7 separate regions of the Homo sapiens genome follow, and all the other regions are linked to region 2. Evidence: chromatin loops called from intact Hi-C (ENCODE). Cell type or tissue: PC-3. All regions are shown on one strand. Region 1 has its middle 6.4 kb from the start of USP46-DT. Region 2 has its middle 52 kb from the start of SPATA18. Region 3 has its middle 280 kb from the start of USP46. Region 4 overlaps SGCB (sarcoglycan beta). Region 5 has its middle 110 kb from the start of USP46. Region 6 has its middle 120 kb from the start of SPATA18. Region 7 has its middle 180 kb from the start of SPATA18.

Evidence for each region. Hi-C counts contacts between places; a loop is a spot of excess contacts. Peaks named below come from ENCODE experiments on the same cell type or tissue, not always from the same donor. Only the 100,000 strongest peaks of a DNase experiment are listed, where the experiment ranks them.
Region 1: a loop joins it to region 2, with 12 times the contacts of the local background. A loop is called at or near these places in 2 of 110 quality-filtered maps.
Region 3: a loop joins it to region 2, with 4 times the contacts of the local background. A loop is called at or near these places in 2 of 110 quality-filtered maps.
Region 4: a loop joins it to region 2, with 6 times the contacts of the local background. A loop is called at or near these places in 2 of 110 quality-filtered maps.
Region 5: it touches region 2 in a loop (5-fold over the local background); 2 of 110 quality-filtered maps call a loop at or near these places.
Region 6: a loop joins it to region 2, with 2.9 times the contacts of the local background. A loop is called at or near these places in 4 of 110 quality-filtered maps.
Region 7: it touches region 2 in a loop (6-fold over the local background); 5 of 110 quality-filtered maps call a loop at or near these places.

The regions. Positions count from the first base shown.
Region 1 is chr4:52,663,853-52,667,852 of GRCh38, reverse strand. No RefSeq gene overlaps it. Among named protein-coding and RNA genes, the nearest start is that of USP46-DT, 6.4 kb to the right of the region's middle. In PC-3, a CTCF peak has its summit at 2,075; no DNase peak of the experiment used is centred here.
Region 2 is chr4:52,101,683-52,105,682 of GRCh38, reverse strand. No RefSeq gene overlaps it. Among named protein-coding and RNA genes, the nearest start is that of SPATA18, 52 kb to the right of the region's middle. In PC-3, a CTCF peak has its summit at 2,181; DNase peaks (open chromatin) are centred at 192, 2,152 and 2,882; H3K4me3 peaks cover 488 bases; H3K27ac peaks cover 1,430 bases.
Region 3 is chr4:52,374,386-52,378,385 of GRCh38, reverse strand. No RefSeq gene overlaps it. Among named protein-coding and RNA genes, the nearest start is that of USP46, 280 kb to the left of the region's middle. RefSeq lists enhancers at 140-687, 688-1,236. In PC-3, a CTCF peak has its summit at 2,077 (motif pointing left); DNase peaks (open chromatin) are centred at 2,085 and 3,355.
Region 4 is chr4:52,027,590-52,031,589 of GRCh38, reverse strand. It overlaps SGCB (sarcoglycan beta), which reads left to right. Exons shown (of 6, transcript NM_000232.5): 3 at 1,727-1,912; 4 at 2,669-2,860; 5 at 3,491-3,622. Among named protein-coding and RNA genes, the nearest start is that of SGCB, 8.7 kb to the left of the region's middle. In PC-3, no CTCF peak of the experiment used is centred here; a DNase peak (open chromatin) is centred at 2,419; H3K27ac peaks cover 625 bases.
Region 5 is chr4:52,543,338-52,547,337 of GRCh38, reverse strand. No RefSeq gene overlaps it. Among named protein-coding and RNA genes, the nearest start is that of USP46, 110 kb to the left of the region's middle. In PC-3, CTCF peaks have their summits at 1,494 and 1,694 (motif pointing left); a DNase peak (open chromatin) is centred at 1,687; H3K4me3 peaks cover 350 bases.
Region 6 is chr4:52,170,837-52,174,836 of GRCh38, reverse strand. No RefSeq gene overlaps it. Among named protein-coding and RNA genes, the nearest start is that of SPATA18, 120 kb to the right of the region's middle. In PC-3, a CTCF peak has its summit at 2,464 (motif pointing right); no DNase peak of the experiment used is centred here.
Region 7 is chr4:52,232,281-52,236,280 of GRCh38, reverse strand. No RefSeq gene overlaps it. Among named protein-coding and RNA genes, the nearest start is that of SPATA18, 180 kb to the right of the region's middle. In PC-3, a CTCF peak has its summit at 1,627 (motif pointing left); a DNase peak (open chromatin) is centred at 1,630; H3K4me3 peaks cover 357 bases; H3K27me3 peaks cover 445 bases.

The sequences.
Region 1 (4,000 bases), 560 kb before region 2:
TAATCACTCTTAGATTTATTTCTACAGTGCAGACTTTTCTTCTGAGCCCTACATGTGTATAGTGAAGGGCTTACTTGATATAATGATTCAGGTGTTTCACGGTTATCTCAAAGTCGACATTTCTGAACCAAACTCATTTCTCCCTCATTACCTCACCTGAACCTTCTCCTTCAGCATTCCCAATTGTTAAACAAAACAAAACAAAAAACCCAAAATGACATATCTCTTCATTCCAGTCAGAAATCTCAGAAATCTGGGACTAGCCCTTGTCCTTCATCCCAGTCAATCACAAATTCAGCTGACTACCTCCAAAAAAGGTCTTCAGTATGTCCACCTCTCTTTGTCCACGGCTACTCCCCTAAATTCAGACTATCAACAACTGTGGGACTCTCTCACCACAGATTTCTAACTGGCCTCACCAAGAAAAATGTTGCTATCTTTTAACCCTCTTTCCCCAGAGTGTAGCCAACTAGAGGAATCCATTCTTTCAGTTAATCAAAAGGTATTATCAAATAAAAATCTAATCACGTTCCAACTTAGCTTAAAAATCCTTCAATGGCCTTTTACTTGGCAGTTCACAATATGCCAATTGTTCAAAGGCTTAAACAACTTTTATTATTATTATTTTTTAATAGAGATGGTGTCTCACTATGTCAGCTAGGCTGACCTCGAACTTCTGGGCTCAAGTGATCCTCTCGTCACAGCCTCCCAAGTACATGGGACTATAGGCGTGTACCACCCTACTTGGCTAACTTAGGGAATCTTAACCACCCGTAAATACCCCCATGGTTTTAGATGTAGTTTCCATTGTAGGAATTCTAATTTGATACTCATGCCAAAGTTATCTTATCCTTATACTAATAGCACACAAAAAGTAGCAAAGACATTAATTAACAATGCCAATGTATGCTGCATTAGAAATTGAGTTATGTAAGCGCTGATTCCACCTTCTTTTATCCCAGGATGGCAAGTGCCTCACACAGTGTCTGGCACAGAATATGTCTTTAATAAATATTTATTGGATACATGGTGATTAAAGGGCTGTCAAAAAGTTCTGCACAGAATTGAAATGTAATTCACAGAAATCAATTTGGTAATCAAACTCAAGTCTACAGCCAGAAAAATATTTTTCCATACTAGACAGCCAGTGTTTGCATATCAAGTGAGTGGCAATAGCTCATTTGGCAGTGAGGGGAAAAGAGGAAAGGAATTAATGTGCCAGGCACCGTACTTCAGACTGGATAAGACTTTTTTTTTTTTTTTTTAATGTATAAGACAAGATTCCTTCCCTCTAGAAGCTTCTAGAGCACTTAGAGAGAGGCAATTGTCCAAATATTCAGTATTCAATTTATTGGCTACTCCTATGGACCTCTCCTTCCCCTTCCCCTTCCTTCCTTCCTTCTTTCCCTCCCTCCCTCCCTTCTTTCTTTCTTTTCTTTTTCTTTCTCTCTCCCTCTTTTCTCTTTCTCTTTCCCTCCCTCCCTCCTTCCCTTTTTCCTCTTTCTTTCTTTTATTTCTTTTCTTTCTTTCTTTCTCTCTCTCTCTCCCCCTCTCTCTCTTTCTTTCTTCCTTTCTTTCCCTCCCTCCCTCCTAGGCTCAAGCAATCCACCTGCCTCAGCCTCCCAAAGGGCTGGAATTACAAGTGTGAGCCACCATGCCCAGCCTGACCCTTTTCTTTAAGTGTAAAATGGTGATCAAAAGCAGACCTATTTTTTCATGTCTGATGGGGGATGGGATACAGACATCAAATAATCCCATGTACAATAATAATAGATATCACTTATACAGTGCCTATTACATGCCAGGCATGTTCTCAGTACTTTACATAAATTAACAAAATCACACTCTGAGGAGGTACTCTTAATATCTTCACCTGATAAGTAAGGAAATTGAGGTATAGAGAGGTTAAGAAACTTGCCCAAGGTCATATAGCTAGTCCAGGCAGGCTGACACCAGGGTCTACGTTTGAACCACCCACTCGACTGCCTTCATGCAGTACTCTATGGCATGAATACATTTACAAATATAAGTGCCATGAAGGGAAGACAGGTGGTGCTATAAGAACATATAACAAGGGCATCCCACCTGTAGCAGGGGACATCTAGAGGTTGAGTGGGTGTCATCTAAGCAAAAAGAGGGAGGAAGACAGAGGTGGACACAAAACTGGTCACAGCTGAAGGGTAAGTATGGAACCATTAGCCACCTGGATGCAGGAATTCATTGATGGACTGGGGAGAGCAGTATGTGTGGGAAGCTATCAGGGAAGGTCTCAGGGAAGAGGCAAATCTGGAGAAGGCAAAGTTTGAACCCTCTAAACTGGTTTAGAGAGGAGTGATATAGTTTGGATATTTGTCTCCCATGCGATCTCCAACACTGGAGGTGGGACCTGGTGGGAGGTGTTTGGGTCATGGGGGTGAATCTTTTTGGAATGGCTTGGTGTCCTTGCCACAGTAATGAATTAATTTTTGCTTTATTAGTTACCACGAGATCTGATTGCCAAAAAAAGAGAAGTCTCCCTCCCCTCTCTCTTGCTCCCTCTCTCGCCATATGACACACCTGCTCTCCCTCCGCCTTCCGCCATGAGTTAAAGCTTCTTGTGGCCTCACCAGAAGCTGAGCAGATGCTGGTGCCATGCTTGTGTAGCCTGCAGAACTGTGCGCCAAATAAATCTCTTTTCTTTATAAATTACCGAGTCTCAGGTATTCCTTTACAGCAATGCAAAATGGATTAAACACAGACAAAGAAGAGAGGAAAAGGAAATATCAAAGATTCAAAATGAGCCTAATGAATTTCAGGGACAGGAAGAGACTGATGTATTAGGATTCTTTCAGTTGTAACTAGTAGACATCCAGTTTGAACTGGCCAAAGAAATGAAGACTATACTGGCTTGAGTTACTAAAAAGCCCAGGATTTAGATCCGGTAGTGAGTGGATAAATGAATTTGTTAGGATCTCTCTCATTTCTCAGCTCCATTTTCCTATGTTGGCTTCATTCTCAGGTAGTGGAAAGATGGCTGCTGTAGATGAATATCTTATCAGCTCAGCAAACTCAGGAAGGGGAGCATTTCTTTCCCAAAAGTACCAGGACTAAGTCTCATTGGCTCAGCTCATATTACACCCTCTTTGCTGAACCAGTCACTCTGGCTGGGTCATAAGGCACTGTCATTGGCCAGGCCTGGATCATGTGCCTTCCTCTGGCTGCACAGGGCTAGGTTAGCCACATCTGAACCCTAGGTCTGAGTGTGGGAGATGGAAAGTTCCCCAAAGTAGAAGCTAGGAGTTGTTACTGAAAGGAGAATGGATGCTGTTGAGGCAAAAACAGAATTCTACCACAAGTCATTGGCTGGAGCAGTGCTCCCAAAACTTTTTGGAGAGTCTGATTTATTAGGTCTGGGAAGGGAACTGAAAGTCTGTACTTCTGACAACCTCCTGGTGACGCCAATGCTGTTAGTCCATGAACCATACTTTGTGTAGCAAGAGACACATCACCTCCCTCAAATTAGTTTAGGCTATTGTATTAGGCCATTCTTACATTGCTGTAAAGAAATATCTGAGACTAAGTAATTTATAAAGAAAAGAGGTTTACTTGGCTTGTGGTTCTGCAGGCTATACAGGCAGCATGGCACTGGCATCTGCTTGGCTTCTGAGGAGGTCTCACAAAGCTTTCAATCATGGTGGAAGGCAAACGGGGAACAGGTGTCTCATATAGCAGAGCAGGAGCAAGAGAGATAGAGAGTGGGGGGAGGTGCCATACACTTTTAAATGACCACATCTCAGGAGAACTCACTCACTATCATGAAAACAGCACCAAGCCATGAGGAATTTGCCTGCATGTTCCAAACACATCATACAAGGAAGGCCCCACCTCCAGCATTGGGGATTACAATTCAACAAGAGATTTGGGCTGGGTCAAATATCTGAACTATACCATTCCACCTCTGGCCTCTCCAAATCTCATGTCCTTCTCACATTGCAAACTACAATCATGCCTTTCCAATAGG
Region 2 (4,000 bases):
ACTTGTCACTTTATAGCTGCTTCTTTGACGTTCTATAGAAATTTGCGTTCTCAGCCTGCTTATTTAACACATCTTCTGTATTGTTTCAAATTCAGCTCCCACAGATGTTCCATTTTGTTCATCAAGAAAGTGAGTCTCTGGGAAGTTAAGTGACTCACATAAGTTCACAAAGGAAGCCATGGGCAGAGCAGAAGTTCTCACCTCAATGGCCTGAATCCAAGGCTTGGGCACTAGTTCCACAGAACAAACAGCCTGACCATGCGGCTCGGCGGGTCAGGAGTTGGTTCTCCCTGAGTAATAGAGCTATGCAGGGCTCAGCAATTCTGGAGAATGGGGATGGGATAACCCAGTTATCTGCCATCCTTCTAATGTACCTATATTTACTCCAGTATCTCTCTCTCTCCCCTGTCTCTTTCCACTTCAAATACGCCCCTCACACTGACTCATCTACAGCCTTCTTTCTTGCCCACCCAAATCAATTTCTGCTTCCTTCCAGTGCTCAGAGAGAATTTCCACCTCTGGTAGGAAAGTCTGGTTGCAGTGAGAGATTTTTCCCAGTTAGGGCAAAATCCAAGTAGGGAGGAAAGGAGAAGGGAGAGAAGGTAAGGAAGACAGATCAACACCCTATATCTGCAAGATGGCACCTTAACAAGGGTCAACCTCAGGGAGTCATTTCTGGTCTTTTTTCTATACCCTTTTATTCCTGACACAAGTCTCCCTACAGGCCCTACATCCCTCTACAGAAATAAGATCTCCAGGGTCCTTCTTCTGAAGTTTCTGGCCTGAGGGTTATTTTAAAGTTGGCATCAACTCAACTCAGACACTACTCTAAGAAGGGGAAGATATTTTACTTCATGAGTGAGTGATTTTTTTCTTTTAAGACTCAAGGTGTGAGTAGCTTCTCTCTTTGAACCCTCCCTCTCAAAAAAAAAAAAAAAAAACAGGCTTTCTAGCTGGAATATTTTACATATTCAAAGTAAAACTGCCCACAGCCACATCTTGGGCCTTTTCAGTTTGACAGTATCTGTGGTAATGTGTGTGTGTGTGTGTGTGTGTGCTCACGTCTGTGTGTTCGTGCAGAATGGACTCAATCCCACACTCCTTAAGCCAGTCCTGGAAGGTCTGTTGGTCTAAACCTGAGGGGAACCAGCCCAGTGAAAACGCAGTACCTTTGGCTCAGCCATACCTTGCAGACTTCATTACCTGGAGTCCTGAACTTTGCACAGAGCATCCACAATCTGCTGCCCTCAAAGCATGGCTAGAGAAATAATAAAGTAGATACCACACTCACTACTCTCAATAAAACCCACAGAGTTGAAATATTTCTTTCTGCAGAGATTTTTTTAAAAAAAAATTATTATTAACTATATTTTTTTTGCCTTCATACAGAATTGTGCCTCTTTCAAGTACTCTAGGAATTTCACTCTGGCAAGTTCCTACAATTTCTTTGAGAGTTGCTTAGCAATATTATTCCATCTTTTAGGGGAAAACTAAAACACTTACTTGAAATAACCCTAAGAGTTTCTGAAATTGAGTTTGGGTCATGTAAAATATTAATCATTTGAAAATCTTGGAAATCATAGAGGATCATGAAAGAAACCATTATTTTCTCCTTTTTTCCATGTTTAAGAGCAAAGACCTACATCCAAAACATTTGTTAACAAATTGCAATAAGAACTCCAAGTTGACAAGATGATGGTATTGGTTTGCATAAGGGGATTTTTTTAAAGTAGCAAAAAAAAATGTTCTAGCAGAAAAGTTGCCTCCTGAGCCTTAATGGGAACAAATGCATAAATCCTTTACTACATATACAGTTATTTAACACTCCACATTTTCTTTTTTTTTCACATTTTTTTATTTTTTATTTTTATTTTTATTTTTTTCTCTCTTTTTTTTTTAATTGCCTTAATGGGATCAAATGCATAAATCCTTTATTACATATATAGTTATTTAACACTTCAAATTTTCTATCACACTTTTTATTTTATCCCTGGCTACCCTCCATCAATTTATTATCCAAATTCATGGAGAGCAGTAAGACCAGTAATTAAGTTATAAATTTTATCTGAGGAGTTGCTATTTGTTTCCCAATTTGAATCTTATTACTAACTGCTGGTATCCTCTCATTTCCTAAGCAACATTGCCATCTCATGGCTAACTCCATACATTTCCCAGGGAAACACCAGGCCTAGGTGAACTAGAGAGACCCTAATAGGATCAATGATGGGAACTGATTTATGTCCCTAGAATTTCCTCCAATTGTCGATCAAGTTTGGTTACAGAGGGAGAGCTCATCCCAGGAAATTGTACAACTTTGGTTTCCAGTAATCAGTGTCATTTTATCTTACATTATCACCTTTGGCTATTTGATGAAGAAAAGTTTAATTCAGTCAAGGAAAACACAAAGAGGAAAATCTGTCATTGCCACCAAGGCATCTCTTAGATCTATTAGCCAATGTATTTGAAACGCTGGCACACTCCAAGTGGAGTTACTTTTGGCCCTTTCCTGGAGATTTTCAGAACGTACTTGTCAACACTAAGATACTGTAATGATAAGAAATTATACCCAGACTTGAAAAGAAGAAAAATGCTTCAATTTTCATGAATGGAAATTGCAACAAGTTCAATTCAAGTATTATCTTTGGAACATTTGCCAAGTAAACAGAAAAAGCCAAATTTTTCTATTCAGTGTTTGCGAAAATTTTAGTTGAGGTAGGCCACCTGTGAGATCTAATATTTGAATGTCAGTTTCACTCCATTTTAGATTTTTCTCTAGAGACTCATATGAATAACTATAAAGATGTTCCCAAATCTGAATCATCCAGGTGACATCTAGCTCTATTTGGCAGATGACCATGACTAATCAAACAATGACCAATAGGGACTCATTATTCTAAGTCTATGACTGCAAATCTCAATGACACATAGTGAACACAGACTTGTAAGATGGAAGGAAATGACTTATAAGTTTAGTAAGAAAACATATTCTGTCAGTTCAACAAAGAAGCTGTCCAAATATAAACCACAAGATAAGCAAATTTTTACCTCTAGGGAAGACAGAAGTACTATACTTTCTCATCCTTCTCCTTTTATTGAAAATTTAATTGCATAGCCCATAATTAGCTATTTACATATGAATTTTCAGTAAATTATCTATTTCTGGATTGTAGCAAATAACATTCTGAGAGTCTTTTAAACGGAGACATCATTTTCCATTTAGAAATTTCCATCTATTGCATGTATGATGCTGCCCCATCATATATGCAATAATTTATTTTTGCAATATTCTCCTTGTCGGGCATTAAGGATGGTCCAGACTAGTGTTTTTCACACTTGGCTACTGATGTTGAAAATACAGATGTCCCTGGAGACTTTGATCCAGGGAGCTTGAGGTGGGATCCAAGAGTTTACCTCTAATAATCAAGCCAAGTGATTTTCATCATCAAACAAACTTTGAAAATACTAGTCAACATTTTCATTGAAGTTACTCAAAATCTAAGTATATTCAAAGCTCAGACTTATTGGAAGTGTAATTCATCTTAAAACTTGTCACTTTTTAATAACCCATATATTTTTTAAATGTGAAACATAATTTGAAATGTTCATAAAATGCATTCATGAATTATGATATAAATGAATCTTCACATGAAATGCTATTTAGTGTGTCCTAATTTTGAATAATGTGTATTTGTCACTTTCATTGGCTCATAATTCCATTTAAGATTAGGTGTCTGTATTTTTTCATAAATTTTTTGATGCCTAATATTTCTGCATATTTATGAGGTACATATCATATTTTGTTACATGCATAGAATGTGTAATAATCAAGTCATGGTATTTAGGATATCCATCACCTCGAGCATTTATCATTTTGTTGTGTTGGGAACATTGCAAACCCTCTCTTCTAGCTATTTTGAAATATATATTGTTATTAACTGTAGTCACCCTAATGTGTTACTGAACATTAGAACTTATTCTATCTGCATGTATGTTTGTACTG
Region 3 (4,000 bases), 270 kb before region 2:
CAAGAGGCTGGAGAACAGCAAAGATGCATGTCTGCTCCTTCTGCTGGCATCTCTGACCTTGAAGGGCACTGACCTGATGCCAATAGGATCGCTCCTGTATAGGGTGTCTGACATCCCTTTTTTAGAATGTCACCAGTTGGGTTGCATGGGGAACAAGACCCATTTAATGAAGCACTTTGACTATCCCTTGGTGGAAGGGGTGTGCTTCGCTGGGGGGAAACCCATTCATCTGGGCTGCCTGGATCCTTCAGAACTACCAGGAGGAAAGGCTAAGTCTGCTGGTCCACAGAGACTGCAGCCACCCCTTCCGCTAGGGGCTCAGGCCCAGGGAGATCTAGGTTCTGTCCCTGAGTCTTTGGCTGGAGTTATTGGAGTTCCTGCAGGGAACCCCCACCCAGTGAGGAAGGATGAGTCAGGGTCAGGCCTGAAGAAACCTCTGGCCACAGTCTGCCACAGCTGATGTGTTGGGCTGTGGGGGATACATCTTGGGACCAAGCTGTCCAGCCTCCCTGGCTCCAGCAGGAGAAAAGCACAGCCTGGAGCTATAGAGATGGAGGCTGTCCTTCCCCAGCGCAGGAAGGTTAGCGTGTTAGGCTGTTGTGAGTCCCAGTGCTGGCTGCTGCCCCTCCCCCGAGGAGCTCAAAGGGCTTAGACAGCAGGTAGCCACAGCTGTGGTGCTGGTCACTCCTCCGCACCACCACCCCCCGACCGCCGAGCTCCAAACTCCGTAGGCTTAAGCAGATTCCAGCTGAGAGGCTGATGAGAATCTGCGAGGGTCTGAGGTGGGGATGCTAGGCCCTAGTGGTGTGGGTTCCCAAGTGGGATCTTCCGATCCATGAGTTGGGCAGTTCCATGGAAAAATCACTGTTTCCCCAGCCGGGTAGCAGCTCACTCACTGCCTCCCTTGGCTGGCGGGGGTGGGCACTCCCCGGCCCTGGGAGGCTCTTAAGTGGGCCACCACACAACACTGCTCTTCCTTCCTCTCCGTGGATCACTCCAGCCGCCTAGTCAGTTCTGATGAGAGAACCTGGATACCCTGGTTGCCAGTGAAGCACTCACACACTTATTATATTTCTTTTTGATGGAACCTCCGATCAGGGCTGTTTCTAGTCACCCACCCATCCTGGCCCCGCGCCCTCAGGTAGTACTTTATATCAGTTTGAAAACAGACTAATACAGAATAATTTTTCTTTAGGGGCTTTGGAGGAACGTGGTCTGCCAACACACTGGTTTTGGACTTCTCTCCTCCAGAACGTGAGAGAATAATTTTTTGTTGTCACATGCCACCCTGTTGGTAGTACTTTTGTTATGGCAGCCCTAGGAAACTAATACAGAGTCCCTGTAATAGGCACAAGCTCACGTGTCCTGAAGGCTACAGGACTTTTAATTCCACCATTTCAGCCAAGGACCCCAAATAAACATTTCCCATGAGGAAGCCTCCCACGACCACAATTTCCTTCTCTGTGTCCTCTTACTCTCTTCCTTAGGGTCCACGTTTCTTTGTATCAGGGTTGACATTTTAATACACATTAAGGATTCATCAGGAAGTAAGAGATTCCATCCAGGACCACAAGGCCCACCCATCTTTCTTCCCAGAGTCTTCCACTTCTCCTCACCTGGTCAGGTGGGTCCTGAGATGCCCAGGGCTGGATGCCAGACACCCCAGCTGCCCAGGTACTCCTGCCCCGTAGTGAGACCCACATTTTCAATTCACGGTGGGGTGAATTTTCAAAGGGAACCACTTTCTTTCATCTTTATCTATAGGATATTTCCCAAATAACATGTATGTTACTGAGTTCGTGGACATCGTCAAAGACAGCCAGATTCTCTTTAAATATCTGCTGGGCGGCCTTCTTCCATAGAATTCAAGAAAAAAAAAAATGACTGTCTGGCTATCGTCCTCTGTAAATCTTGTTCTAGCAAGTTCTGCATCCACTTAACTTTATGAATTTGGATTCTGTGGTTTGGATTCCATCCCCACTCCTCCACCATCCTTTTCCCAATTTAAACCATTCTAATCTAGAATTTCAGGCAAAGTTGGGGGCTGGGGAAGCTAAATCGATTGTTTTATTTTTGTCTCTTGCTGCCCCCTGCTGGTCAAATTATTGCTTTCTTTTTCTTTTTCTTTTTCTTTTTTCTTTTTCCTGTTTAACTCAGGAGATCAATGGACAAGTTTCTAGGGATGGGTGGGTGAGGGAGAAGCAAGTGTCCTAGATGACAAGACAATGTCAGACAAGTTTCACTACTTGAGGTTCTCGGTTTTTTTTTTAATGAAGAAATGGCAATTGTGATATTTAAAACATGTTTAGCTTATTGGTCTTTTTTTTTATTTTTTAATTTTTAACACTTTTTAAGGGACAGGGTCTTGCCCTGTTGCCCAGGCTGGAATGCAGTTGTGTGATCATAGCTCACTGCAGCCTCCACCTACTGGGCTCAAGCCATCCTCCCACTCAGCCTCCTGAGTACCTGGGACCACAGGCATGCAACACCACGTCCAGCTTAATTGGTCTTTTTAACACACACAAATACAATATACTATAATGGTGCTTCCCCAGATCATTTGATTTCTGAAATTATCAACATGCACTGCTGGTGGTATGGACTAGTGATGGGTCACAATCTTCCTTCAATCTCCTTAGCATGTCAGGGTCTGCGACTGCATCCAGCACTGCACTTAGCACTGAATTTGGGGTGACAGCGAGGCACTTTGCAACCCTCTGATGGGTTTCCTACCATAGAGCTAGGGTGTGGCCTGGACTGGTCCTCAGAGAGCCTCCAGGGATGAGGTGGTGGAGGGAAGATAGAAGGGGGTGGGAGGTGGGGAGGGCCAAGTCTCTGGGGATCAGTCTTCACAATCGCACCCGATTCAAGGTGAAAGCCTGTGTGCCCTTTTCCCCTGGAAGCCATCTGTGTTAAAAAAACATCTTTTGGGGGTAGACAGGCCTGTGAAGTGCCTCTGTTCAGAGCTTCTCCGGGGTGGTGCGTTTTCCAGGGCGGAAGGCCATTAAAAGCCAACCCCTGAACCCAAGAACTTGGCTGCAAGAGCAGAAGGAAGACCACTGAGACCAACTCCACGGAGCAGGCTGCCCAACACGAGAAAGTCAGGGCCTGCTGCTGCTTCCTGGGCTACTGCAGCTACTGGAACAAGGATTTCTGCTCAGGGTTTCAGACCAAGGACCTCACCCTGGAGAGTCAGGGCCTTTTGGGAAAATGCAGTTTCCTACCAGCAAGAGCGAGTCCATCACGCTGTGTATCCCAGGAACCATGCAGCTTCGAGATCTGTTCCTCCCTCCTCCCTTCCCTGTCACATTCTCAGTAGGCACTCCAACGTAATTCAGTTAGCAACAGTATTTGCTTTTCACTGTGAGTCAATTCCAATGAACTTTACCATCTACACAAGTTGATCTAAGATGTAGGACAGTGAATCAGAATCATATTTAAGTTGAAGGAACTGAAATGACAATGTGTGTTGCACTTCCCACCTGTTCATGGATTAAAATTCAAGCCCACATACTCACCTGCTCAGATATCTCTTGTATTCCACCAGCTGCCCATCTTGTCAATATCTCCAATGCTGTGCCTTCCTCCAGATCCGCTTCTATCTCAGGGAGAAGCATCACAGTCCACCCTGATTAAGAGTAACTGAGGCCAGGCATGTTGGCTCACTCCTGCAAGCCTAGCATTTTGGGAGGCTGAGGCGGGCGGATCACTTGAGCTCGGGAGTTTGAGACCAGCCTGGTCAACATAGCGAAACTCCATCTCTACTAAAAATACAAAAAAATTAGTCGGGCATGGTTGTGCATGCCTGTAGTCCCAGCTACTCGGGAGGCTGAGGCAGGAGAATCGCTTGAACCCGGGATGTGGAGGTTGCAGTGAGCCAGGATTGCGCCACTGCACTCCAGCCTTGGTGACAGACCAAGACTGTGTCTCAAAACAAACAAACAAAACAACAAAACAAACAAACATACAGAAAGTAATTGAGAGTAGAGCTCTAGAAACT
Region 4 (4,000 bases), 74 kb after region 2:
TCAATGAAACAAGAATAACATGCCATTTAAAAGGCACAAGCCAGGCACAGTGGCTCATGCCTGATAAAGTGAGACCCTGTCTCTACCAAAAAAAAAAAAAATTAAAAGGAACAATTAAGAACTCATAGATATGCGCGTGCACACACACACACACACACACACACACACACACACACACACACATACACACACACACAGAGATGAATGGGTGGGTGGGTAGATGGATATAGGTAGGTAGGTAGGTAGGTAGGTAGATAGACAGAAGACATTAGAAGATAAAAAAACTCTTCCAGAAATTTCAACAAAATTAATCAACTCAGGAGCTCTAACATGCTGTTAATAGGAGTTTCAGAAAGAGCACAGAAAACACTGGGGGGGAAATGATCAAATACATAAGTCAAGAAAATTTCCTAGAACAGATTGAAAACTACCATACTGGGTCCAGCGTAATGCATAAAAAGACACAACAAGGCCATTATTATGAAATTTAAGAAAACCAGTAATAAAAGATCCTAATATCTTCCAGAGGGGGCAAAAAAGCAGGTTATGTATAAAGAATACAAAATCAGAATGGAATAGGACCTCCCAAAAGCAGCATTGGGACCTGGAAGGCAATAAAGCAATGGCTTTCAAAATTCAGAAAGAAAATAATTTTCCATCTAGAATTGTATACTTAGCCAGTCCAGCAATCAAATATGAAGCATTATAAAGACGTATTTTTGCCATGCACACTTTCCAAAAAATTTTACTTCTCATACATTGCTTAGAAGCCACTGGAGGATGTGCTCTACCAAAAGAAAGATGAGGATACAGGAAACTGGGTGTCTATCAGAAGAGAAAGACAAAAGGAAGTTCAGCATGAACGTAAGGGAAAGTTTATGATTACAGCTGTGCAGGGGGCCCATACAGACCAGTCCAGCCCACGCAGACCAAACCAGAAAGATACAGGTTCCAGAAAGATTTCCTGAGAGAGAAAAATAGAACTAATATATTATCTGAGAGGCTCAGACCTACAGAAAATTGTATTGAGAGATTTTACAGAAATAGTGGAGGATTTGAGATTAATTAGATTTTTAAAGAAACTAAGGAAAATGAAGTATTAAATTCTGAGAGACAAGGTACAGGAAAGAAACTGCCATTATAGGACATATTTGGTTTGGTAATGAACAATATTTATATGGTTGTAATACTGAAAATAATGACCTTGGATTTAATTAAAACTTGAGATTGGAGCTGGAAAAGAAAAGAGATATAAATGAGCTAAATTTATCATCTGCTAAAATAGAAAATTAATAATAAAACCTAAATTATGATAAATGAAGAAATAACATATTTAGAAGAAATATTTGTTAGATATTTTAGAAATATATGTTTAGAAGAAATACATATATTTAGAAATAAGGAGATAAATTCTAGATGAAATAGCTAAATTTGTTGAAAGTGATTGTTCCTGGGAATGAGATGTGGAGAGGGTAGAAAAAATAAGAAACTATTCATTTTAAATTATAGACCTTTAGCACATTTTGACTTTTAGCTATTTGCATGTAATACCTTAATAAAAATAAAATTCGTTTTGTTTATAAGTGGAAAATTAATTGATATATTTACCTCACTGATAAAACATTTTAGGAGGTCTTTAACATTTTGGTGATAATATTTTCTATTTGTTTTCCAATTACATTAAATGTATGCGGCCTACCAACAGTGGACTTGTGTTCTTTTTCAGATAACACTTGTTATTTGGGCCGTGATTCGCATTGGACCAAATGGCTGTGATAGTATGGAGTTTCATGAAAGTGGCCTGCTTCGATTTAAGCAAGTATCTGACATGGGAGTGATCCACCCTCTTTATAAAAGCACAGTAGGAGGAAGGCGAAATGAAAATTTGGTCATCACTGGCAACAACCAGCCTGTAAGTTGCCACATTAACTGAAAGAAATGCAAACAGGAGAGGGGCATTAGAGAAAAATACTTTGCAAAAACCTAGTTGATTATTGGAAAGAGATATTTTCCCTTAGAAAAATTAGTATATTTATAATATATCTATAAATGTATGAATATAGTGAATACAGTTTAAAACATCCATAAATATTAATATTTAATAATACTATTGCTTTTATCATCTGTTAAAATTAGATGATTTCTTAATATTTGAGATTTTGTTCAATGGTAGCATTTTCTATGACAGATGTAATTTGTATGAGAATACATAGGTTACTCTTTTCTCCTCCATATGAGGAAGCCATTAAGAAAGCACTTTCCCAGGTGAGAATACTCTGTAGTTTTGGGGGCTCTTGAAGAGAATATGCCAATCTAGTCAGTGGCATCCCATGCCAAGAGCTGAAAACATAGTTTTCAACTGAATAAAACCTCAAGGAGGTATTCTTACCACCACCCCTGCCTATCTTAGGCCTTGGGCCATGTTCCTCCATGACTCATGCATTTTTGCAGAGCTAATGAGCAAATAAATGTATAAACCTTCATTCTAAAGAACTCTTCTTCCAAGTGGATGGAGGGAGAACAGACAGAGTTAAACGTATTTGAAGTTAGTCTGTTATTGGGGTTTTTAAATTTCTGTAATTTTTGTAATTTTTAAAATATATTGTTCAGGAATTTTGTTTGCAGTCTTCTTTGAAAATATATTCACAATAAACTGTTTTTTTTGAAGATTGTTTTTCAGCAAGGGACAACAAAGCTCAGTGTAGAAAACAACAAAACTTCTATTACAAGTGACATCGGCATGCAGTTTTTTGACCCGAGGACTCAAAATATCTTATTCAGCACAGACTATGAAACTCATGAGTTTCATTTGCCAAGTGGAGTGAAAAGTTTGAATGTTCAAAAGGCATCTACTGAAAGGGTATGATTTATTGGCTTTGTTTTACTAATGGGAGAGAATTATTCTCTAGAGTTATAAAGTGGGAAGAGAGTTATACTGTTGTTGTTTTTTTTTTGAGACGGAGTTTCGCTCTGTCGCCCAGGCTGGAGTGCAGTGGCGCGATCTCGACTCACTGCAAGCTCCGCCTCCCGGATTCACGCCATTCTCCTGCCTCAGCCTCCCGTGTAGCTGGGACTACAGGCGCGCGCCACCATGCCCGGCTAAGTTTTGTATTTTTAGTAGAGACGGGGTTTCACCGTGTTAGTCAGGATGGTCTCGATCTCCTGACCTCGTGATCCGCCCGTCTCGGCCTCCCAAAGTGCTGGGATTACAGGCGTGAGCCACCGCTCCCGGCTGAGAGTTATACTGTTTTAAAGTAGTATAAAAGAATATATTCCAGAACACCGGAAAGGATTAATTCTAGATTTGTAATTAACTAGCTTGTGTGATCATTATCAAGTCATCTTTATCTCAATTTCCACATCTCTAAAACATTAATAGAAACATTTGACTTTCATCTCTCATGACTGAAGCTTCTATTTCTCTATCTCTGATAACAATTCTCACATTAATTTAGAAACTCTTTTTAGTACTTGTTTTTTAAATTTTCAGATTACCAGCAATGCTACCAGTGATTTAAATATAAAAGTTGATGGGCGTGCTATTGTGCGTGGAAATGAAGGTGTATTCATTATGGGCAAAACCATTGAATTTCACATGGGTGGTAATATGGAGTTAAAGGCGGTGAGTATTCTTTTAAGAGCTTAAGAGAATTATTAGGTTCTTGGGTACATAAATCCATATGTGGAATAGTATACAATTATTGAAAATGATATAATTGTCTATTTTTTGACATGGAAAGATGTTCAAAGTGGGTTGTGAAGTAAAAGAAAGTTACAAAACAATTTGTGAAATTCATTATTTTTATTTTTCAGAACATATGTATGTTTATAAAAACCTAGCAGGGTGTGCCAGAATGTCAACAATGTTTAGCTGTGGATAGCAAGATAACAGATTATTTGTTTTATTTTTATTTCTACTAGCCTGTATTTTCTGTTTCTTTCTCTCTTTTTTTTTTTGTATAATGATCACTTGTATTGTTTTAGAAGGCAAAAAAAAAAA
Region 5 (4,000 bases), 440 kb before region 2:
AATCCATCAACAAAGGCAAAACTTGGTTTCTTTTTTAGGGTGGTTGCTTATTTCACTTGAACGTATGAGGCAAGGTCAAGGTCTGCCTGCCGCTCTGCTCAGTGTTTAGTGAGAAACCCTCGACTTCAGATTGTGGGGCAGCCAGGAAGACAGCAGGCTGGGGTAGGAGATTAGGGTGCGAACAAACCTTGTCCCTGCAACTCTGTGCCAGGCTACACTACCAGAACTCAGAACGCGGAATTTCAAAGCTGCTGAGGAGAACAGGCTGTGAAACACCCACTACCCCAAAATGACGGGAGCCCTCATTTTTAGGAGCGTGGAGGCATGGATGGGTGCACCCACTCCTTGCTGGTGCCCAGTTGGGCTCAACTTTGTCCTTCCTCTTGATGTTGTGCTTGAAACTGCCATCCTCTCCTGAGCATGCAAAACGACTCAAAATCCTGAGTGCTGTTTTTCTTTTTTGGCTGTTGTTTTCAAGAAAGAGCAATCTAGCTGATGCTCTCTATTTTATCCTCAGTTAACACACTGTGATTACAGCCTGACTCCCCCACCACGTCCTGTAAAAACGAAGGGTGGGTATGTGAAAATTGCCTCTGGTGTTTTTAGCACTAAGGAAAAAACTATTCATTTGTTCTCCACAGGCATGCTGATATCTTATAAAATCCTCCTGGGCCACAGATTGTGAGGTCACTCTAGGCGAGAACAGGACAGCCTCTTCCATCAAACTCCCTTTGGCATTCACTTGACTGGTCCACTTCAGTTCATTGTTTAAGAATAATAATGATGCGATGATCATGCATCCTTCTGCAGCTTATCTGAGGAGAGGAGATGGGGTGAAAAGTATATATTTTTTTTCAAACAGGAAGCTCTTTTTGGTAAAATATATCAGCCCCTTATATTCTGTTGGTATAAGACATTTCCCCAGAATGCCCTGGGTGAGCTCAAATGTCTGTGCAGCTTGTCCTGAGGGCTCCACAAGGTTCTGTACTAACCTGTTTTTCAATTCTGCACCATCCAACACAGTAGCCACTGGCTGCATGTGGCTACTAAGCACTTGAGACATGGCTTGTCCAAATTGAGATATGCTATAACTGTACAATACTCACCAGATCTCAAAGATTTAGTACAGAAAAAGAATGCAAAAGATCTTATTCACAGGTGTCTTTACTGACTACATGGTGAAATAATAGTATATTTGATATGTAGGTTAAATATTATTGAAGTATTACTTAACCTATTTTTAAAATTTCACCTTTTCTCTTTACCTTTTTATAAAATAATTGTTTTCCATTAAAAGTTTAGTCCAGCTTTCCAGAAATTGATACGCAACCTTTCCTTCAGATCTTTTATCTCTCCTTGATAGCTTTTTATGCTCGGTTCCAATGACTTCGCAATCTGGTACCAAATGTTAGAATATGTATTTGAGTCTCTGCCTTGGTCGATCTATTCATCTTTAAAACAGAGGGCTGGATGTGACAGGACTCCAGAGGCTCCTCCTGGCTCTAGCATTTTATGATTCTGTTTTAAAATTTGAGACCTGAAAAGGAGAAAACTCTAGATTAATTTCTGAAAGTCTTGACATTTGAGGGGTGATAAGGTTTTCCGAAGATAAAATCTTTTTAATGGATCCTCTTCCTGCTGAGCTGGAAGCCTGGAATCAGTCCAGCGAGTCGTAGGGCAAGGAGGGGCAATGCTGCCTCCTACTGGGCTAAAGGGGAGCAGCAGGTCTAGAGGGGAAGTGTCCCTGTGCAGCCACTAAGTGCTGGCCAAATCTGAGACAGTGAGGGCAATAACGGCTCCGGCAGCAGATGCAAAGTGTTAGTGTGGGGGACCCCAACAACTCCTTTAGTGGGCTTGCTCGGTCTGCCCCACATCTCTTGCCAAAAGTTCAACATTTGATTCAAATAGGAGCTGACTGTCCCCTTCTGGTCATAGCAATTGCTCTGAGTGTCTGTCATCTGGGCAGGTGAAGCTGCGAGGATGTGAACACAGGATCTGTGCTCTCAGGATTCAGCCTCAAGGAGACAGCAGGCCTGTGAGAAGGTGCCCGACAAGCCAGGAGGAGCAGACTCAGGAGGAGGGGCTGGGTGTGTTGGAACAGGCCTGTGGTCCAAGCTGCTCTTGGGGGAGGCTGAGGTGGGAGGATCGCTTGAGTCTAGGACTTGGAGGTTGTAGTGAGCTGTGATTGCACCATTGCACTCCAGCCTGGAGACCCTGTCTCAAAGACAGAGAGGGAGAGAGAGAGAGAGAGAGGGAAAGAGAGAGAGAGAGAGAGAGAAGACAGACAGACAGGAGAGAGAGGGGAGTGTTAGCTTAGGCTAGTCCAAATTGAGTTTTTTCCCCGTTTGACCAAGAGTCCTGACCAGTACACTCTATAAAGCATTCGTTGTTGTTGTTGTTGTTTTAAGATGGGGTTCTTCTAGAGTCGCCCAAGCTGGAGTGCAGTGGTGCGATCATAGCTCACAGTAGTCTCAACCTTTGAGGCTCAAGTGATCATCTGCCTCAGCCTCCTGAGTAGCTGAGAGTACAGGCATGCACCACCACACATGGCTAATTTTTGTATTTTTTTGTTGAAATGGGGTCCCACTATGTTGCCTAGGCTGATCTTGAACTCCTGGGCTCAAGCAAACCTCCTGCCTCAGCCTTGAACAGTACTGGGATTACAAGGATGAGCCACCACTCCAGGCCTATAACACATTCTTTTTTTTTTTTTTTTCTCAGGAATTAACATATTTTATTACTGTTGGCTGTGAATTCAACCTTAAATTTTTGTCCAGATTAGAAAAAATATATACATGAATACATTTATTCACTTCCTCTTTTTTTTTTTTTTTTAATTTTTTTTTTTTTTTATTATACTCTAAGTTTTAGGGTACATGTGCACATTGTGCAGGTTAGTTACATATGTATACGTGTGCCATGCTGGTGCGCTGCACCCACTAACGTGTCATCTAGCATTAGGTATATCTCCCAATGCTATCCCTCCCCCCTCCCCCGACCCCACCACAGTCCCCAGAGTGTGATATTCCCCTTCCTGTGTCCAAGTGATCTCATTGTTCAGTTCCAACCTATGAGTGACAATATGCGGTGTTTGGTTTTTTGTTCTTGCGATAGTTTACTGAGAATGATGGTTTCCAATTTCATCCATGTCCCTACAAAGGACATGAACTCATCATTTTTTATGGCTGCATAGTATTCCATGGTGTATATGTGCCACATTTTCTTAATCCAGTCTATCGTTGGACATTTGGGTTGGTTCCAAGTCTTTGCTATTGTGAATAGTGCCACAATAAACATACGTGTGCATGTGTCTTTATAGCAGCATGATTTATAGTCCTTTGGGTATATACCCAGTAATGGGATGGCTGGGTCAAATGGTATTTCTAGTTCTAGATCCCTGAGGAATCGCCACACTGACTTCCACAATGGTTGAACTAGTTTACAGTCCCACCAACAGTGTAAAAGTGTTCCTATTTCTCCACATCCTCTCCAGCACCTGTTGTTTCCTGACTTTTTAATGATTGCCATTCTAACTGGTGTGAGATGATATCTCATAGTGGTTTTGATTTGCATTTCTCTGATGGCCAGTGATGATGAGCATTTCTTCATGTGTTTTTTGGCTGCATAAATGTCTTCTTTTGAGAAGTGTCTGTTCATGTCCTTCGCCCACTTTTTGATGGGGTTGTTTGTTTTTTTCTTGTAAATTTGTTTGAGTTCATTGTAGATTCTGGATATTAGCCCTTTGTCAGATGAGTAGGTTGCGAAAATTTTCTCCCATGTTGTAGGTTGCCTGTTCACTCTGATGGTAGTTTCTTTTGCTGTGCAGAAGCTCTTTAGTTTAATTAGATCCCATTTGTCAATTTTGGCTTTTGTTGCCATTGCTTTTGGTGTTTTAGACATGAAGTCCTTGCCCACGCCTATGTCCTGGATGGTAATGCCTAGGTTTTCTTCTAGGGTTTTTATGGTTTTAGGTCTAACGTTTAAATCTTTAATCCATCTT
Region 6 (4,000 bases), 69 kb before region 2:
CAAGGAAAGCCTGCAACCACTAGAAGCTGGGATTGGCAAAGTATTCTCTCATAGAACCTTCAGAGTGAGCACAGACCTGCCAACACCTTGATTTTAGACTTCTGGCCTCCAGAGTTGTGACAGAATAGATTCCTGTTGTTTGAAGCCACACATTTTATGTTAATTTGTTAGGGAAGCCGTAGGAAACTAATGTGAAAGTAAATCTAACGTACTGAATTTTCTCACCTAAGAGAAGGCAGAAATTTAGATGTAAAATCTCCTTATTTTTAAATGTTAACAATTTCTGAAATTTCAAAACACTGAGCTGGCCAAACCAATCAAATGTACAGGTGAATTCTAGATCACTGATACCAGTTTGCCACACTTTTACTAAACTCACGAGATCTTCCCTATGCTTAGCCATTACTTAGTCAATTTCTAGCTCGAAGCACATCCAAAAATCAGATTTTTATGCTTCATGTGACCTGTTTTAGAAAAAGGCTCAATTGATTTCTGATCTCACAAAGCAGGAAGCAAAAATAATCTATTTACATCCATCATTGGTGAACATTAAAAGTGAGAAACATTTCAGATCACTTGTTTGATAAACTTAGGGATATAAACACATTGATTAGCTTTTTTTGAACTTATGCTAAATTTGAGGTGTGTGGACACCCACCTTTGTCAAAGTTAAAACAGCAAACACTAGTTAGAAAACCAATGGCCCCTTTGGAAGAAATCAGCCCTGAGCCCACCTCAGACGGCTCCTCTTGGCATTCCCAGAGAGCCTTGAATAATTGTTGTTAGATTCATTCTGTAACAGTTTTAATTTGCTATCTCCTCATTGGCATTTTTAGATTGCTAAGTCTTTTTGCCTGGATTTCAAAATATTTTTAAGAGGAAATAGCAGCTAAGCTTCTCCATATTTGGGCTAGGGCTGGCCAGCAGGAGATCTGGGCTTCGATCCCAGTTTGCCACTAAGCAGCTGCATGACCCTAGTCAACTCTCTTCACCTCACTAGGCCTCAATTTCCTGTAGCTGATCTCTGAATTTCCTTTCAGCTTTAAAAATTATTTTGACAGTGTAATTTAATTATACAATAAAATCTCAAATGTAATTCATCTTTCTTTAGACTTACCCAAGGGTGGGGAAGGCAGAACACATGCTTTCATTCATTCTCACTGGGCTTCTACCATGTGCCAGACATGCTGTCAAGTGCTGAGGCAAAAACCTGAATGCAACACAGATCCTGCCTCAAAAATCTTACAGCCTATTGGGATTTGGGGGTACAGCTACAAAGAAGTCAACAATTTTGATATAGAACTGTGTTGGAGGGATGCATGGAGCTCAAGGGAAGCCTAGGAAAGGCTATGCGACTCACATAGAAAGAGTCACAGGAGGGTCCCTTGAGAAAGTGATGCTTAAATTGCATTTGTGGAATGAGCAGGGGCTAGAAAGGCAAAGAAGAGACATAACAGGCCATATAGAAGCATAAAGAAATAAAGTAGCCTGGAAAGTGCATGGGACTCAGAGAATGGCCAATAATTATTAGCTAAATGAATAAAATGGGACAAGAACACCAACAACTAAACTACATTCTACTCTACTCCTTCAAGGAACATTATTTTCTAGACATTATAAATAGATGTAAGATAACAGTCTTACCAGTGAAGGAAATCTAGGAAATGTCTGCCATCACAATGGCTAATAATAAAGAATTTTCCTTTTCCACACACTCATTCATAAAACTTCAAAGTTCTTAGGTGAATAGATTCCCTAAACTTCTGTTGCTTAAAGATTTTACCACCCAACTTCTGAAATTATTCACAAAGGACAAACAGGAAGCTAGGGCTAACATAAAGCCTCTTAGCCCACTATAAAAGACCAAAAAATGCTTCATTTCTATTTGAAGATATTCCTTTTAATTTGGTAAGAATGAGAGTCTTGGAATCAAAAAATGATTCCCTGTTCCTGCACATTCAAACACATAAAACACAAGATCTATAGACTACGACCTCCCACAATCTAAAGAGTTATTATGAGTTGCTTCTAAAGCTGTTGCTTTCAAGGGTCAAAGGAATCAACCAATGAAAGAAAATGGTAGATAGCCATCAGTCAAAATCTCTCCCTAAGCAAGTTAAAGTGCTACAGAATTAACCACTGTATAGAAACTTTCTGAAGCTTCAAATTAAAGGAACTCATCTGACCTTTTATTTAGAGCTAATGTGTTTTCAAGAAATTCACCTGCAAAAAAAGTTTGCATCTTGGGAGAAAAAGAGTTGAAAAATGTACACTGTCTATTATCTTTAAGAATAAACCCACATTAAATAAGTTAGTTTGCACCCACATTTCCAGCATGTTTATGCAACTGCTACTAGGATCAGTTCAATTGTTTTTACTTAGGAAACAACAACAACAACAAACCAAAACCTGGGTCACTCCACAGGACTCCTTTTGATACTCTAAATGTTGGAAGACATCTTGCCAGCAGGAGGCAGTCCCCAACTGGTAAAGGCACAAATGAATGGAAACAACCACCAACTAGTAGAGAAAAGTTGGCTTAGACACTTAGCAAAAATGAAGCCAAGAAACAAATCTTAACTTGTGGTCTTGCAGCCCCTTTCCCGCTCTGCTCTTTGCACCCACTCCAATCTCTTTTTGCTTTGTTATAACTGAAGATGGGACTTTATTATACTAGCAGTCATATGCATTCTAGTATGTCTCAAGAGACCTTCAAATCCCTTTCTTATAAAATTCATTTTATCTCACCCACTTATCTCCCCTTAGATGGGTGGGAGGGAAGACCATTTAAAATATATGAACTTTGATTCATATGAATAGATGACAACCAGAAATTTGAACCTGTTTTATTGCTGGTGTGATCAGTGATTTAGACTCATTCATATATGAACTACAAATACTTGTCAAAAGGAACATATTTTGCAAAACTAAACATTTTTCTTTAAATATTCCCTTGTTTTCACCAGACTTAACTTGATGTGCCTTGGCTCACATTAACTTTATTTTTATCTGTTTCCTGTGTATAGTCATGATTTTATTGACCTTTAAAATTAATTGATTAAATATGAGGACTTGAAAAAGCAAACATGAATAATACTCTGATTCTTTGGGTTTTATTAGGTAGATCAGACAGTTCACTTTTTTTTTCTTCAAGAAAAACATTCAAAAATATTATTTCTTCATGCCATCATCTCAAGCTTGAGAGGGCTCCTTATTCTTTTCCAAGGGAAGTGCAGTGTTCTGGATCCAGGAATTATTTTTTTTTTCCTTAACAATTAAACTTTTATTGCTGGTCACAGTGTCTCATACCTGTAATCCCAGCACTTTCAGAGGGTGAGGTGGGAGGGTCGCTTGAGCTCAGGAATTTGAGATCAGCCTGGGAAATACAGTGAGACCTTGTCTCTAAAAAAAACAAAACAAAACACAACCCACACACACATAGACTGAAGAGATAGAAGAAAAAGATATTCCATGCAAATGGAAACCAACAGAGAACACAGGGGTGGTTCCAAGATGGCCAAATAGGGACAGCTCCAGTCTACAGCTCCCAGCATGAGCAATGCAGAAGACGAGTGATTTCTGCATTTCCAACTGAGGTACCAGGTTCATCTCATTGGGGCATGTCAGATAGTGCGTACAGGACAGTGGGTGCAGCCCACCGAGCGAGAGCCGAAGCAGGGTGAGGCATCACCTCACCCAGGAAGCGCAAGGGTCAAGGAATTCTCTTTCCTAGCCAAGGGAAGCCATGACAGACAGCACCTAGAAAATCGGGTCACTTCCCCCCTAATACTGTGCTTTTCCAAGGGAGCAAATGGCACACCAGGAGATTATATTCCATGCCTGGCTCAGAGGGTCCCACACCTACAGAGCCTCACTCATTGCTAGCACAGCAGTCTGAGATCTAACTGCAAGGTGGCAGCAAGGCTGGGGGAGGGGTGCCCGCCATTGCTGACGCTTGAGTAGGTAACAAAGCAGCCAGGAAGATTGAATTGGGTGGAGC
Region 7 (4,000 bases), 130 kb before region 2:
TAGACTGTAGGCTCCAAGACAGCTAGGTTTGCTCATTATTTATCTTCAACTTCTAGCACAGTACCTATCTCATAATAGATGCTCAATAAAAATGATTAACTCATTTTCATTCAAAAAACAATAATTTGCACAGAGTGGAACATAAAACTGTTGAAAAGTGAGAAATAAAAGAAACTTTTTATTTAAAGAATGTGAGCCCCTTTAAATGATCAGGCCCAGAGGGGCAATGAAATGTGACAGCAGTCACATCTCACTCCTCACCCTGGAGCTAAGTAATCTCCCTGCTATATGGGCTCTAGACTGAGCGTCGCCACTGAGTAGCCATAAATTAACCCAACAATGTTATGTGCTGGACATCATAATTCACACCCTATAGTTCAACAATGTATAGCCAATCAGGAGTCAATGTTATTTCTGTAAACCAATGAGAATTCCTAAAAAACAAGTTTTGTAATCAACCCTTCTCCTGATTTGTCCTTTTTTCTTTGAAAACTTGAGTCTCTCCTTTGTTCTTTGAAGCAATTCCCAGTGTTTCCCAGGGTAAGTCATCAACCTTGGCCCAAATCAACTCTATATTAATTTTGCCTCTGTGTCTTTCTTTAAATTGGCAATAGCCTTATGTAAATAGATGTCAATGATTTTTTTAAAGTGGCATTTGAAAATAAATCAGGTGTTCAGTCTCACTTCAAAGCAATTTAACTTTTAAATCCCTATGTTTGAATGTAAAACAGAGATCATCTTGGAAAATCTCAGACACTGGACACTTTAAGTTCCTTTCATTCTTAGATAAAAATCCTAACAACAACTTGCACTTTTTAAAATTTTTATGCTGGTAAATGATTTTCACGTTGAAAGTCAAAGAAGCAATTAAATTAGTGAATTCTGCTGTGATCGAATAAGCCAGTTAAAACATGGACCTGCTTCATAAGTAAATTTGCACTTTTTGGAAAGAACATAACTGTCCCCAAAGGATGGACATGGGTCCAAAGCCAGGCTTTAGCTTGAACTTTTTAGCTATTTCCAAGAAGCAAAAAGAGCTATGGTTCTCAGAGATTTATTTTTCTTCTCTATAGAGACAAGTCAGCATTTTGAAAAACAGAGGGTTCTTCTGCTAAGCATTTCTGGGTAAGGGAAAGCACCACTCTTGTATTTCAGCTCTATTTTTAAATTATAAATCATAGCTGGAAAACTAAAATATGGCAACAACAACAGGATGGTGAAAAAAACATGAATGCAGACAGTTTTTTTTTTAAGCGACCTTTAATTTTAAAAGCACTAAATCCATCTGCAATAACTCTTCTAAATTGTTTTGTGAGTTTGCCCTATAGCCTTCGGACTTTCTGTTTTGGCTTTCACATTGTCTAAACAAACTCTTGAAAAAGAATGGTTTTTGTAGAAATTTCCCTAGAAAATGAAGAAAGAGAAGCTCCAACACAGCAGAAAATTGTGCTGAAAGAGGAATTCTAGTTGGGTGGATGAGGGTGGGTGCAGGGCGAGGACACACAAATTCATGGCCATTAGGTAAGAAATGCAAAATAAGCAAAAACACAATGAGTTTGCTTTGGAAAATTTTCCAAGAACAGATTATTCCTGGTCAGGTAGTGGAGCCTTTTGAATCATAGAGCTCTACTGACATCTAGTGCAGAAAGGCATAATGATCATCTATGAAATGCGATACCCTACTGTCTTTTATTACATGTCCTAAAAAGTCAACTATGTATGTATCGTTATTGGTCAAGGGAAACCATAGCAAGTAAGTCCTTTAACAAAGGGCTTTCTTATATAACATCTTCCTTCATTCTCTCTACAGTAACCCTGCAAGCAAAACAGAAACATTATTATCAATCTCATTTCACAGAGGGGAAAACAGAGGCTTAGAGAAAGAGGTTTAGTGACTTTCCTAAGATGACATGCCCACTGAGGGCAGAATCAGGACAAAAACAAGTCTTCTATGATCTCAGACCTTGATTCCCTGCAAATCTCCCCTCTCCACCCACAGTTCTGCCTTCCCAGCTTCAGAGGACACTGAAAGACTCCTCCAAAGGTAAATGTGGACATCCTCCTCATTTGGGAGAAGGGAAGGAGAAAGGGGCAGGGTCTTAGCTTAACCCCATAGAAATTAGAGTTGAATGTCTCTCTGGATTTATGCTACACTGGCCTATGAAACCACGAATTAGGAATATCAAGTTCCCTAGCAAAAATGGTAGTTGGAAGTAAATACAAAAGGGAAGAACTCCAACTAGGAAAGCATTGCAGAGTCCCTGATATCCTTTTCCTTCTTTTTTGAACAAATAAAAAAACACCCACACAAACACCCACCCCCCTCCCCCCCCCACACACACAAGTCTACATACAGAGAGATGGATGGATGGAAAGATAGATAGATGATAGATAGATAGATTTTAGAAAACAAACATCCAAAAGGGTGTCTTAGGATTTTCTCCTTAGTCTATTTTATGCTGGTAGCAGATACCAAGCATCTGATTTTAAGTTTTTCCATTTAACAGCAAAAACAGAAAACAAACAAAAAGCAGGAGTTCAAATAAATCCAAACAAATAGTGAATAATTTACAAGAAGAATAACTGCAGGGAGACAGCATCTTGGGGGATTTCTTTGTTTGTTTTTTAGAGATGAGGCTTGCTATATTGCCCAGGCTGGCCTCAAACTCCTGGGTTCAAGCAATTCTCACACCTCAGCCTCTTGACTAGCTGGGCCATGCCACCACGCCCAGCGAAAAAGCTATTTTTGCATTTAAGGAGTGAAGATAACTTTATGGGAGAGAATGTTTGTTTTCATTTGGGTTTCAAAGGATTTATTTAGGGATAACTGCAGTTCCAATTCAGATTTCTGACCAGACCAAATGACTCAAGGGATCCTCCCACTTCAGGCTCCTGAGTAGCTAGGACTACAGGTGCTTGCCACCATGCCTGGCTAATTTCTAATTTTCTTTTGTAGAGACAGGGTCTCCTCATGTTGCTCAGGCTGGTCTCAAACTCCTGGGCTCAAATTATGTTCCCACCTTGGCCTCCCAAATGTTGTGATTATAGGTGTGAGTCACCACACCTAGTCTACTTTCATATATTTTAAAAAATATAATCTCAGCTCCTTTAACTAAAACTTAAAAAGCAAGCAGCCCAGGCGCAGTAGCTCACGCCTGTAATCCCAGTACTTTGGGATGCTGAGGCGGGAGGATCACGAGGTCAGGATTTCTAGACCAGCCTGGCCAACACAGTGAAACCCCCTCTCTACTAAAAATACAAAAATTAGCTGGGCGTGGTGGTTGGCTCCCAGTTACTCAGGAGGCTGAGGCAGGAGAATCGCTTGAACCCGGGAGACAGAGGTTTCAGTGAGCCAAGATCGTGCCACTGCACTCCAGCCTGGGCAACAGAGCTAGACTCTGTCTCAGAAAAAAAGCAAGCAAAGAGAACAGACATTTGCTCTTCCTTGACCAGTAGTCAGCATTCAACATCCTGAAGAAAAATAAATTTTTTAATAGCTCATTAAAAAATCTGATCATTTTATGTTGAGTTGGTTAGAAAAAATGTTCAAAAGAACACTCCAGAAAATTTAAAATGAGATTGCGATGGAAGGTGTTTAGAACTTATGATATTTCCAGGCATTCAGTTTTAATATTTGACCCATTAAGACATGTTTTCATTGGAATGCTAAAAGCAAAGAAAAAGGGCTTTAATACAGGGGAAATGATGATTTGCTGAAACAATATAATTATTTGCTTAACCAGAAAATTATAATTTACTTAAACTCCCAGAAAATTATAATTTACTTAAACTCCCATCCAACTCAGGATTTCATTTTCATATCTATTTCATAGCCTTTGACATGGAAAATGAACATATTAGAACTTGCTGAGAGATTGATTAGGGCATCTTTATCTGAGCAGTAAACAACTGGAATTTGTCATCTACAAATGTTGTCTATGCTTAACATTTGTCTTTTGTGCCAATAGAAGTCCTGGCATAATAAGCAAAGGAATAGTTT